2 separate regions of the Homo sapiens genome follow, and region 1 is linked to region 2. Evidence: read pairs that join two places in POLR2A ChIA-PET (ENCODE). Cell type or tissue: B cell. All regions are shown on one strand. Each heading gives the region's core, and the rest is flanking DNA. Links, peaks and the distances in the headings are about the cores only.

Evidence for each region. Peaks named below come from ENCODE experiments on the same cell type or tissue, not always from the same donor. Only the 100,000 strongest peaks of a DNase experiment are listed, where the experiment ranks them.
Region 1: POLR2A ChIA-PET joins it to region 2 with 6 read pairs; 3 of 35 experiments call an interaction of 5 or more read pairs at or near these places.

Annotation. Positions count from the first base shown.
Region 1 is chr5:150,669,655-150,675,144 of GRCh38, reverse strand. MYOZ3 (myozenin 3) reads right to left here. Exons shown (of 7, transcript NM_001122853.3): 3 at 4,507-4,661; 4 at 3,495-3,548; 5 at 3,237-3,390; 6 at 2,643-2,805. It overlaps MYOZ3-AS1 (MYOZ3 antisense RNA 1), which reads left to right and starts at 2,676. Exons shown (of 4, transcript NR_186487.1): 1 at 2,676-3,029; 2 at 4,936-4,995. In B cell, for the core only: no CTCF peak of the experiment used is centred there; DNase peaks (open chromatin) are centred at 2,724 and 2,864; H3K4me3 peaks cover 1,660 bases; H3K27me3 peaks cover 2,036 bases.
Region 2 is chr5:150,719,361-150,727,140 of GRCh38, reverse strand. It overlaps DCTN4 (dynactin subunit 4), which reads left to right. Exons shown (of 13, transcript NM_016221.4): 9 at 4,161-4,234; 10 at 7,371-7,425. Among named protein-coding and RNA genes, the nearest start is that of RBM22, 22 kb to the right of the region's middle. In B cell, for the core only: no CTCF peak of the experiment used is centred there; no DNase peak of the experiment used is centred there.

The DNA of each region.
Region 1 (5,490 bases), core at 1,541-4,040, 51 kb after region 2:
TTTGGGAAGGCAACTGGGATTGGAGGATGGTGAGCAAAGGGGCTCTACATTTATTTGCCTAACATTTTTTAAAAGAGAACCTATGTATGTGATTTTAATAATACTTTTTTTTGTTGTTTTGTTTTGTTTTGTTTTGAGACAGGGTCTTGCTCTGTCACTCAGGCTAGAGTGTAGTAGAAGGATCTCGGCACACTGCAACCTCCGCCTCCCAGGTTCAAGCGATTCTCCCACCTCAGCCTCCTGAGTAGCTGGGATTACAAGTGTGTGCCAAGAAGCCCAGCTAATTTTTGTATTTTTAGTAGAAATGAGATTTCATCATGTTGGCCAGGCTGGTCTTGAACTTCTGACCTCAAGTGATCCGCCTCCCTCGGCCTCCCAAAGTGGGATTACAGGCATGAGCCACTGCGCCCGGCCTTAATACTGTTTCTTAATTTTAAGAAAAATAAAAATCATTGCTTGTGTTGTTTTTCCAGCAGCCTGGGACCAGTGGGAAGAGGAGAGTGCTTGCCTCTGGGGTGGAAAGACAAACCTTGAGCCAGGGCCTGAGTCCCAGCCAGGAAAGCATTTCTGCCTGGACCACCCCAGTTTTGGTGGCAACAGCCAGGCCTCACAGGAACAGGCTGGGTGGTGTCCAAGCCATGCAAGGCCCACAGTCAGGCCCTTGACTGGGAGCCCAGGACCCTGGAAGCTGAGCACATCTTGGCCACCCAAACTGCTGTTTCTCTTCTCTATGCCTCAGTTGGTCTTTCTCCCTCAGAAGAGGTCTGGATGCAGGGCTCCCTAAGAGCCTCTTTCTGCTGGTGGGAATGTGCCTTGCTGTCATACATGAGGCATGAGATCAGTGGGAGATGCAACCTGAGTGGCCCAGCCTGGAAGCTGCCTGCCAGGACTGAATGTCTGCTGCAGGTTTCAAATGACTGGGCAGGCAGGGTCTGAGGGCCCAGGAGGAGATAGGGCAGTCCTGCCTGCCAGGGAACTCCAGAATGTCTGTTAATGGCTCGTGACTCACACAGCGCATGCTAAGCCCAATTCTTCCCATCAGGAAGTCTCTGCCTATTCAGATATTTGAGGGCAGTCACATCCCTCTGGAGCTGTCTCTTCTCAAGGCAGATCACCCCCAGTTCCTTCAGCCCTTCCTCATATGTGCTGATTTTCCAGGCCTAGCTAGGCTCTGGCGCCCACCCGTCTGTCTTAGACAGACCCAGTCTCCACGTGTGGTCTGAGCAAATGCCAGAAGAGCAGGACCGTGGCGTCCTCTCTGTGGACTCCCCTTTTCCTCACTAAATGCAGCCCAAACCAGAGGAGCATATTCAAAAATAGCACCAGACCAAGGAAGCCAATGCAGTTAACATGCACTCCTCAGCCCAAGGCCTTCCCCCAGTGCCAAGCTCCTGTCTTGATTCCTATGGTTTGTTTTCAGGCCCTCAGTGCAGAATGGTAAATGTATCCCTTTCAAGCTCTCCCCTGTCCAAACTTCATCTCAGCTGTAAATAATAATCATAATACGCCGGGGGCGGTGGCTCATGCCTGTAATCCCAGCACTTTGGGAGGCAAAGGCGGGTGGATCACGAGTTCAGGAGTTCGAGACCAGCCCGGCCAACATAGTGAAACCCTGTCTCTACTAAAAATACAAAAAATTAGCCGGGCACGGTGGTGGGCGCCTGTAATCCCAGCTACTAGGGAGGCTAAGGCAGGAGAATCGCTTGAACCCAGGAGGAAGAGGTTGCAGTGAGCTGAGATTGCGCCATTGCACTCCAGCCCGGGTGACAGTGTGAGACTCCGTCTCAAATAATAATAATAACAACAACAACAATAATAGCTATTGTTTGTTGCAAGTGTCTTACTTGCCAGAAACTTTACCTATGGCTTCTCGTGTCATCTCCATAGCAACTTTATGAAGCAGGTACTATAAACCCCTCATTTTACAGGTGGGGCAATGGAGGCTCAGAGAGGTTAAGTCACTTGCCCAAGGTCAACACGGGCAGGCCTGGGGTCTGCATTCAAGTCCACGTGGAGGCCTCACGCTCTAAACCCATATAGGCCACTGCGCTGTGGCCCTCACTCTGGCGTCCAATGTTTCACTGCCACTCTCCACTTTGGGGCAGCCTCAAAGCTACCTTGTTGGCCTCTTCTAGGCCATTGGTGAAAGGAAAAGCTGAGCTGGCCTCGAACTGCTGAAATCTGGGGACCCCTCAGAGAAGGACACAAATCTAGATGTTCATCAAAGAGGTAGCACACAGCAGCCATGGAGAACAAGGCACTGGGCTCTGGAGTCAGACAAACCCAGACCTGAATCCCGGCCCTGCCGGTGCTTCCTTGTTTTGTGGCTTTGGCCGGGTTGTTCATATTCCTGAGCCGCAGCCTCTTCATCTGCAGAACAGGAAAACTCATAGCACCCGCCCACCATGTCCTGGAGAATATCCAAGATGTGCGGCACCTTCACTCTTCATTTCTCCCACGTTAACTGAGCACCTACCAGGTGCGGAGGCGCTGTTCCAGCCAGAGCTCAGTCAATGAATAGAAAGCGCTGGGGACAGAGCCTGGCCTGCAGAAAGTGCTCAGGAAACGCAGGCTCCCGCTGTGGCTGTGACTGGCTTCCCGCCCCTCCCGGTCTGTCCCCCGGGCTGCCCGCCCCGCCTTACTTGTTGAAATTTCGGTAGTCGTTGGGGCTGGGGGTGTGACTTCGGCCATCGCTCTGGTAGTCCCGGTAGCTGACGAACTCCTGCCAAGGGCAGCGGTAGCCCTTGGAGATGGCGGTGTGGTTGAACTTCTCTGGCGGGACGCCCTTCAGCGGCTCCGCATAGCCTAGGGGCGCGGGGGGAAGGGAGCGCCTCCGTTCTTCCACCCTCAGCCCCCAACCCCACCTCGCCCCACCCCCATTCCGCGGACGCGGTTGGAGGAGGGAAGATCGGAGTTAGGGGAGAGGACGGCGGGAATGGGAAGCCACAGTTGCTCCAGCACAGGAGACCCCTCCCCATCCCAGGAAACACGGAGGACTGCAGTGAGGAAGCCACGAGTTCGCAGCGCGGGTTGGTCTTGGCCTTGGCTGACTCGCTGTGTGACCTGGGGCGCGGCGCCCCTCCGGCTCGTGGTCTGGCGAGGGGAGTGCGCGCGTGCGCGTGTGTGTTGGGGAAGGGGGCGGACTAGCCTTCTGGGTGCTCTTCCTGCCCCATGGGGAGCACACCCATGCTTCAGGCCCCCCAGCCCTGGTCCCGGGACCCGAGGAGGCCACTCACCTGGCGCCAGGGCGCTGGGGCTGGGGACGCACCCAGCAGGGGCGGCTGCAGGGTGGGCGCCCTCGGGACCCCCGAGTGAGGCCCCGGGTGAGGCCGGGAAGATGTGGAGCTCCGAGCGGTAGTTCGGCCCCTCAGGGCCATTGGCATTGGCAACCTGGGCACAGGGGCGGGTTCTCAGAGGCCACCGACGACCTCCCGCCCCCAGCCGCGCTCCCCTTCCCCCAGCTTCCCTTCCAGGGAGCTCCCCTCCACGCTCACCGTCCCCGACTCCGCTGTTCCAGTCACCTTCCTCCTGGCGCTTCCGGCCAGCATCTGGGAACGAGGGGGTAGAATAAACCGCAGAGAAGCTCAGCGGGGCAGGGGACCAGGGTTCTCCCTCCACCAAAAAAAAAGGTCGGGGGGAGGCAAGAATCCTAACGCCCATCATCGGGGAACAAGGATGAGTTACTAGTTTACAACGCTAAACCCAGTGCCTGGGACCGAGAAATACTCGATATATGTTAATTGCTATTGTAATGCCGAGTCCGGGCAAGATACTTAATTTCCCTGAGCCTCAATGTCCTTCTCGATAGAATGAGGATGATGGTGATGAAGATCTCTTCCTCAGAGGGGTCTATGAGCATTAAATGAGATACCTGCAAAGTGCTTAGCTAGCATTGTCTTAGGCACATAGCAAAGGCGGGTGTTTTGCCATCTTTATTTTTCTGCCACATCACTCCCTCTCAGTTGCCTCCTGTCTAGCCCAGAAATTAAGTGGAGGGTGGATGGAATAGCCCTGGCTTCCTTAGAAGTATCTGGAACTGCCTGCTGCCTTTCTGAAGCCAAGGGAAAAACCCTTCTTGCCTTTCTTCTCCACCAGCAGATTATTCCATGGCCTTTCCTTTCTCCGGTGGGAAGAAGAAAAAAGGGCATTCTACATTTTCCATCTTAGATCAGGCCCAAGTCTAAACTAGATCCAGCCTGCTGCAAATTTAGCCTAGAGTGCATGCCTGTCTTAGCTTTTTTTTTTTTTTTTTTTTTTTGGTAGGAGCCAGAGTCCCTTCACTCCACGGCTTATCCTCAACCCCCTAATCCACTTTGTTTACTTTGTTCTGTATCCAGGGAGAGATGCCTAAAAAGATAACACTTTTCAAGGATCACACTGAAAGGCAGGAGCCTAATCTGATGGGAACATCACAGTCCTCAGCCTGGCTTACCGTTTGACTTTAGGCTAACCAGTGGCTCTCTGTGGTCCTCATTTTCCCCATGAGCACAATGGTGGCTTACTCACCGCCCGCTGGCTGGCTGCTAACTCGAAAGTGAACTTCTGCACACGGCGCTGCCTCTTCTGGAAGAGGAGGGACCCTCTGTTGTTGCGTAGTGACAGCTCCTCCATCATCAGGTCCTGGGGCACGCTCAGCTTCTTGCCCAGGTCCAGCGTAGGGACTGCCAGGAAAGGCCAGAGCGGGCTCTCACCACCCCATCCCCCATACACTCCAGGCCCCACCTCTCGAAGCATGGCATGCTGTGTGTAAGAATGCCTGTTTCTCACCAAGCTTGCCGACACCGGGTGTCATGATTGTTTGAAATCTTTGCCCACCTGATGGGCAAAAATGACACCTCAGAGTTTAATTTGCATGTGTTTGTTGCTCAGTGAAGTTTAGCACTGTTTCCGAAGTTCTTTGGCCATTTGTGTTTATTGCATGAATTCCCCATGCAGGTCTTTGCCCATAATGGTGGAGGTAGTGAGAAATGGTCAGATTCTCGATATTTTTTAAAGGTAAGCCATGGGTATGGGCAATGAGTGAGAGAGGATGACTGCAAGGTTTCTGGCCTTAGCCACTGGAAGGATAGAGCAGCCATTCACGGAGATGGGGAAGGCAAAGGGAGGAGAAGGTTCTGGGAAAGATCAGGAGTTCAGTTTTAGACCTGTGTTCTTTTAACTTTAAAATAGCCTTTTATTATTATAAAAAAGCATATATGGGCCAGGCGCGGTGGCTCACGCCTGTAATCCCAGCACTTTGGGAAGCCAAAGCAGGCGCATCACCTGAGGTCAAGGGTTCGAGACCAGCCTGACCAACATGGCAAAAACCCATCTCTACTAAAAGTAGAAAAATTAGCTGGGCGTAGGTGGCGCATGCCTGTAATCCCAGCCACTCTGGAGGCTGAGGCAGGAGAATCACTTGAACCCAGGAGGTGGAGGTTGCAGTAAGCCGAGATTGCATTGCTGCACTCCAGCCTGGGTGACAGAGTGATTTTCCATCAAAAAAAAAAA
Region 2 (7,780 bases), core at 2,929-5,428:
TCATAAATCAAAGCTGCAGTACAATTCACTTAGTGGTTAGTTAGGCCAATCCTCCCCGCCATTATCCTTGTTCTTCCCCACCGCCCCTAACCCCTGCAGTGGCACCATATTATTAAAAACATTAAGTACCTGGGGTTTGTGCTTCAGGTCAAGACATCATTTGCATAATTTCAAATGACAGACAACTTTTCATGTAAAAATGATGCTTTGTGGTCACAATTACTTCAAAAAGTAATTGTTTTCAAATAACCTGACATACCGTACCTTAGCAATTACAAAACCATGATTTTGACACATGGCATTTGTAAGATGTGAACAGCTGTTCTTCTGCTTAAGTTTAGAGTGCTGCAAAACTTGGGTAATGACTATTTTTTCAGTTAACATAACCAGCCCACGGTACAGCACACTGTATCACAAAGTACAAATCCAAGGAAGGTAATACCTTTGCTAAGTTGCGGAATTTTGGCAAATCAGTACAGGTCTCTTTAATATGATAAAACTGTATTTTTGTGGGAGTCATGTATAACTTTAGGAATAATTTTCACTCCAAAAATATTTAAGTGCCAGCTGATACTATTAAAAACATTATAATGGTTTTTAATGGTGATTTATAACAAAGCAAGGATAATGGCGGGGAGGATTGGCCTAACCACTAAGTGAATTGTACTGCAGCTTTAATTTATGAGAAATTTATGAGAAGTTATTTTATACAAACTAATATGTTTTAAACTACACAATATCTCTTCTTAAGTGAGCTCCCCTGTTCAAGCTGTTAGAGTATCCAGCAGCAGAGCAATGCATGTCTCGAGGAGGTGGCTCCGCTCAGTTGTGGGGTTGGTCCAAAGCTGGGGAGAGTTCCAGTGTGTTGAAAGCTTTAAAATTCTATTTTAAGGAGATTTACTGTCAATACCAATTTCCAAGGACTTCTTTAAAAATTGTTAAATTTTCACATAAATACTGGAACTCTCAAAATTAGACAGTTATTTCAAACAACATTCATTTCAGATGATCCCTTATATTTAGAAGCCCTGCATCTCGTTGGTTTGATCAAAAGTCATATAGCCTTATACCAGCTTATTTTTTTTTTAATTCTGCTTAAAATATAGGTTTGTTGGGAGGCTGAGGCAGGAGAATTGGTTGTACCCAGGAGGCGGAGGTTGCAGTGAGCCAAGATTGCGCCATTGTACTCCGGCCTGGGCAACAAGAGCAAAACTTGTCTCAAAAAATAAATAAATACAGGTTTGTTTTAAATAACAAAATATAATAAATAGCCAGCTTGGAGAGACCTGGGGCACCCATCCAATATTGTCTACCAACTTTCATGATTGTTTCTTTGCACATGCTGCTGCTGCCATTGGAGTCCCTATGCTTTCTCTTGCTGAGGCTGTCAGCTGGAAGATGAAATTATTAAAGTATATTATTTGATCACAACGTAGTTAAGTTAGGAATCAGTAATTTCTTTATAGCAAAACTTGCAGGATACAACTAAGGCTGTGCTTAGCTATACAGTATATATTAGAAAAGAAGAAATATTAAAAGATTAGCGATGTCAGCATCCATTTCAAGAAGTTAGAAAAAAAACAGCAAAGTCCAAAGAGAACAGGTGTTAATAAATTAAGAAACCAAAATAAAATACAATAAATTAATATAAAATACAGTAAATTAAGAAACCAAAATACAAAAGGGCAACAGAATCAGAAGTTGATTTCTTAAAAAAGATTAGTAATGGAAATAGTTATATATAAATTAAATTGATATAAATTTATATAAATATGGTTATATAATGCACCATTAATATAGTAATACCTACCAAAAGTAAAGTTACCTTTTGTCTCATCAACTTCACTTTTAGGAATCTACCTTGCACCTCCACAAATACAAACCAAAATATGCAGAGATTATAGTATATCCGCAGAATGAGTACTATAAATTTATAAAAGAATGTGTTAATATGGGATACTTTTTTTTTTTTTTTTTTTTTTTGAGACGGAGTCTCACTCTGTTGCTCATGCTGGAGTGCAGCGGCGTGATCTCGGCTCACTGCAAGCTCCACCTCCCAGGTTCACGCCATTCTCCTGCCTCAGCCTCCCGTGTAGCTGGGACTACAGGCGCCCGCCACTACGCCTGGCTAATTTTTTTGTACTTTTAGTAGAGATGGGGTTTCACCGTGTTAGCCAGGATGGTCTCAATCTCCTGACCTCGTGGTCCGCCCGCCTCAGCCTCCCAAAGTGCTGGGATTACAGGCGTGAGCCACTGCGCCCAGCCTGGGATACATTTTTAAATGCAAAAAGCAAAGTGCATGGTAGGTATGCACTTTTTCTGTATAAAAAAGGAGGGAAAGTACAAATGTACATATAAACAAAAAAAAGTGTGTCTATATGTATGCAGACGTAGACCCATGCATATGAGAAAATTTGTTATATACTAAATATGGCATTGTAGATCATTGGGGAAAGAATAGGCAATTATATTTTGCTAGGTCAAGTGATTATATGGAAGAAAATAAAATTGGGTTGCTACCTCACCCTACATAGAAGTTAATTTCAGGAACATTGGAAATCTGAAGAGCCAAACTTCTAGAAGGAAATAGAGGAGAATACCTTCATGACTTCTGGGTAGGGAAATGTTTCATAAGTAATACAAATAAGCACAAACTGTAATGTAAAGTTACATATTTTACTTCATTAAAAGTAAAACTTGTACCCTCATGCCAAAGAAAACCCATAAAGAAATGAAAAGATAAGCCACAGACTGAGAAAAGTAGTTTGCAAGGTATATTATTAACAAGAGATTAAAATCTATTGTTAATATCAGCAAATCGGCAAGGAAATAAAAATAACCAGTAGATCCTAACATTCAAGTTATGGCAGAGGAAATCCCAATAGCCAATAAATATGAAAGATATTCAAATTTATACACTAATCAGGGAAATGTACATTAAAACTGCAATGAGAAAATGAAAAATTAAAAAAAATTAACTGCAGTGGAATATCATTTCATAATCGTCAGATTAGTCAGTTATATTTCAGTATCCATTAAAATAGCAAATGCATACACCCTTTGATCTACTCTTAGGAAATTGTCTTACAGATACTTAGACACTTAGGAAATGATTCATGTACAAGAACACTCATCGCTGCATTACTTACAGTAGCAAAATAATGGAAACATCCTGAATGTCCATCAATTTCTATCTTATGTAAGTTATAGAAATTGTTACAGTGGGACACAGAGGCCTCTCTATATGTACTGAAATGGAATTAATTCCAAGATAGAATAAATGAAAAAAGCAAGAGAATAAATATAAAATGTTCCCTTTTGTGTTATTGTGAAAAAAGCAAGGTGATGTATGCTTGTACTTTTATGTGCATAGGCTATCTGGAGAAAACAAGGGGACAGACAGATAATGGGTAATCTTTACACTGGACACCTTTTTTGTTCTGTTAAAAAAATTTTTAACCAGGTATATGTAGTATGTATTTAAGAAAGTAGTAAATAATTATTACTGTCCTAGTGCAGTGGCTCATGCCTGTAATCCCAGCACTTTGGGAGGCCAAGGCAGGAAGATTACTTGAGCCCAGGAGTTGGAGGCTGTAGTGAGCTTTGATTGTGCCACTGCACTCCAGCCTGGGTAACAGAGTGATACCCTATCTCAAAAGTAATCATTGTTACTGTACTTTAAAGCATAGGATCTGGAATTTTACTACCTAGATTTAAATCCCAGTGTCCATTTTTATTGGCTCTGTGAAGTTGGACAGGTTACTTACCCTTCCTGTATACCATTTTGATCATCTATAATATGGCAACCTTAATGTAATACCTATACCTAGCTCATAAAGTTGATGTGATATTTAAATCCAGTTAAACCAGTGAGCACGTTGTTTAGCAAATACAGTATGTACTCAGTATGTGTTATTTTAGTAGTTTTTAAGTACCACAGAGGTATAATAATATTGGATAGTGGGGTTGCACATATCAGGAAGTGCGAACATCTTTTATAAACTTTGGCTGCTATACATTATTCAAAAACATATGGTCTTATAGCAGAACAAAACAAAACAAAATTCTCGTAAATGCTGTCCTTCTGAATTTAGCAGCTCTATGGATCAACAAAGTGTGTTGTTGTCTTCTGATACGTGTTATATTTGTTTTCTTTTTAGAAATGTGAACATAATTTGAGCAAGCCAGAATTTAACCCAACGTCAATCAAATTCAAAATCCAGCTGGTCGCTGTGTAAGTATTTTGGGATTGGTGTTTTCAGTTACTGTTTTGAGTTATTTTGGTTTATTCTTCTTCCCCAGTATGAAGTGTGTTTACTCTTGGCCTAAAAAAAAAAAAATTACATCAAAATAATCTTGACATTCTGTTCCTGTTTAGGTTTTTAATTTAGTTACATGCCATGAAGTTTAAGATAAATAGATTCAGGGGTATTGGGATCAGGGACACAGTGTCCCAGTATGATCTGGAGCAACAAGGTATGTTGATTATTTGGTGGAAAGTCACTAGTCATCATTACAAATTATAAAGTATCTGAGTTTGGGAATAATCCTTCAAAAAAAATTTAAAAATAATGAAGTATAGCTGATTGAAGAGTATCCCTGTAACAGTGTTCATTTTACTTACCTGTGTTATAACACTTCGTTGACTGGAATGAAAGTGATTAAGTTAGTGTTAACTCTCTGGGACTTGTGAGTAGAAGAGAATTTTGTGTATAAAAACTACCTATCAGGCTATCTGAATGGTCCTAATTAGAGACAAATACTGCCACTTAAAACTTACCCAGTGTTCATCTAATTAAATGTAAACTTTTCATATCTCATCATACTTTTCTAATACATAAATTTTTTAAATTACCTGGCAAACAAAAATATTTTCACAAATTAGGAAAGTATTGTCTAGCTTTGGAGTAAGAGAGCCCTTCTTTAGCAAGACAGGAAACCCAGAAGCCATTAAAAGAAAAGAAACACCTTTGACCTTAGCAAAAAGAAATAGTGGTTATAAAAGATGAAATTAAAGCCAGGTGCAGTGGCTCACACTTGTGATCCCAGCACTTCGGAAGCCTGAGTCAGGAGGATCACTTGAGCCCATGAGTTGAAGACCAGCCTGGACAACATAGTAAGACCCCATCTCTACAAAAAATTTTTAAAATTAGCCAGGTGTAGTGGCATGCACCTGTAGTCCTAGCTACTTGGGAGTCTGAGGTGAGAGGACCCCTTGAGCCCAGGAAGTCAAGGCTGCAGTAAGCTATGATTGTCCCACAGCACTCCATCCTAGACAGTGGAGCAGGACTCTCTCTCTAAGGAAAAAAAAATTTTTTTAAGACAAAATTAGCAACAAAGTCCTGAGACAAATAGTAAAGCAAGAAAGAATATTTGGCAGTCATGACAAACAAAAGTTTAATATCCCAGGCATAGAGAATTCCCAGAAATTGAAAAGATAAAAATAGAGGGAGGCAGTAAAGTGGAATGTGGAACAAGGGATTTGAACAGGTAGCTTATGGGAAAGGAATTTCAAATGACCAGAAGATACACTGTATATGGAAAGAAACTAAGATTTGATAGGAAAAGTTTTAAAAGGTAATTAGCATCTAGTGCTCATGAGAATGTGGGTAAACACATACTTGCACACATTGTTGGTGGGATCTTGAATTGCTAGTCTTTTTGGAGAGTGGTCTGGAAATATCAAAACAAATTACATAGACCTTTTAACCCAACAGTACTGTTTCAGGGATATATTCTGTAGAAACAAAATCACCAATATATAAAGATGCATTTCCAAAGGTGTGTTTTAGAATATATTAATGGCAAAAAGCTGCAAACAGTTTAACCAAAAGTTAATCAGTGTCAAACTGATTAACCATTAACAAGGAAATAGTTGGTTAAATTGAGATAACTTGTACTGTAGAATATTATGCAGCAATTAAAAATAAGTATTAGGAAACAAAAAGGTTGGGAAGTGCATGTCTAGTGAGTTAGGAGGAGCTAGGAGGGCCAGGAAGAGGGTCTGTCACTTACTATTTTTGTCTAAACATACTTCCCTCGTCTCTGAAATGGGAATAATGTATTCCTCTTGGGATTCTTGAAAAGAATCAAATGAGTAATTATGTTTGCAAATGCCTTGTAACTCACCATAAAATATGTTCATTTTCCTAACTACTCTTAATACATGATTGGTTAGAGACCTACAGAAATGGCACTTGTGAAGTCTGGGATGAACTCCTTTCTTAAGAATTATACTCATTACAGAAACCCTGAATGGCAGCCTGTACTTAGCATCAATTTCTTAAGCTTGCTTTGAGAAAAAGTGATTTTTTTCTGACATCATTTTAGAATTGCCTGGCTATCTTAATACAGATGCTCTGAGGCCAGGTGTTTGGCTCATGCCTGTAATCTCAACATTTGGGGAGGCCAAGGCAGGAGGATCGCTTGAGCCTTAGGAGTTCAAGCCCAGCCTGGGCAACACAGTGAGTCCTCATCTGTACAAAAAATCAAAAATTAGCTGAGCATGGTGGCACACACCTGTACTCCCAGCTACTTGGGAGGCTGAGGTGGGAATGTCACTTGAGCCTGGGGGGTCGAGGCTTCAGTGAGTCATGATTGTGCCGTTACACTCCAGCCTGGGTGACAGCAAGACCCTGTCTCAAAAAAAAAAAAAAAAATACAGAGCTCTGGTATCAAACCTCAGACCTACTGAATTCAAATTCTTAGAAGTGGGGTCTTTAAATTTATTTTTATTGTTGTTGCTTTTGTGTGTGTGTGTGTTTTTTTTGAGATTCAGGAAGACAAAAGTTTCTTAAATTCCTGTTAAGTTACTCAGGTAATCCTGCTGGTCACCATGAAAAATAGCTCGTTTAAAGTTTAAATATCTGATTCTAAGATGTACTTTTTCCCCCACTTTTAATGTTTCTGCAATAGATTTCGTATTACGTTAATGTATGCACAATAATGAACATTTATGTGAGCTTTGTTCCAAGCACTTTTCAAAGCATTCTTGCATGTATTCTTCACAATAACCTCAAGTGAAAGATACCATTATTTTCCTCATTTTAGAATTGGGAAAACCAAGGCACAAGGAGATAAATATCTTGCCTTAGTCATTACAAAGCAATATCTTGATATGTAAATGCTAATCTGGGGCCTGGGCAGTTTCAACTAGAAATATACGTAAGATTTCAGAAAGAACTCATACCAGTTTGGTCTTATGTCTTTTCTTAAGTTCTTACTGTGATGATATGGTTCATTAAAATTATTTTTTTTCTGATACATTCTAATTAACATGAAATCCTTTATGTACTGCACTAGCTTTAAAAAATAATAATAATTTTAAGAGACTCCAATGAACATTAATGCATTTTTTTATTTATGCACAGCAATTATATTCCAGAAGTGAGAATCATGTCAATTCCCAACCTTCGCTACATGAAGGTTAGTACCTTGCTCATTAACAGGAAGAAAAAGGATTGATCAATGATGTGTGTACATGTGTATGTGGGTGGCTGTGTGTGTATTTGGCACAGGATCCAGTGAGCAAGGGATAGAAAAGAAGACAGTTTGGGATAATAAAGACTAAATTTGTTGACACTGAGATTCTTGACAACAGCATCTGATGAAAAGTAGGGAGAAGGAGCAGGGTGCACATTATGTTAAGGTGAAATTATAGGTGGGGAAAAGAAAGGAGAGAATGTTGGATCCCACAGGCATCTTTTGTTCTTCTCCAGCCTAGAGATTCTCTTCGATCTCCTGTTTGTTATGTTTCAGGTACTAGGATTCAGTTAGATTT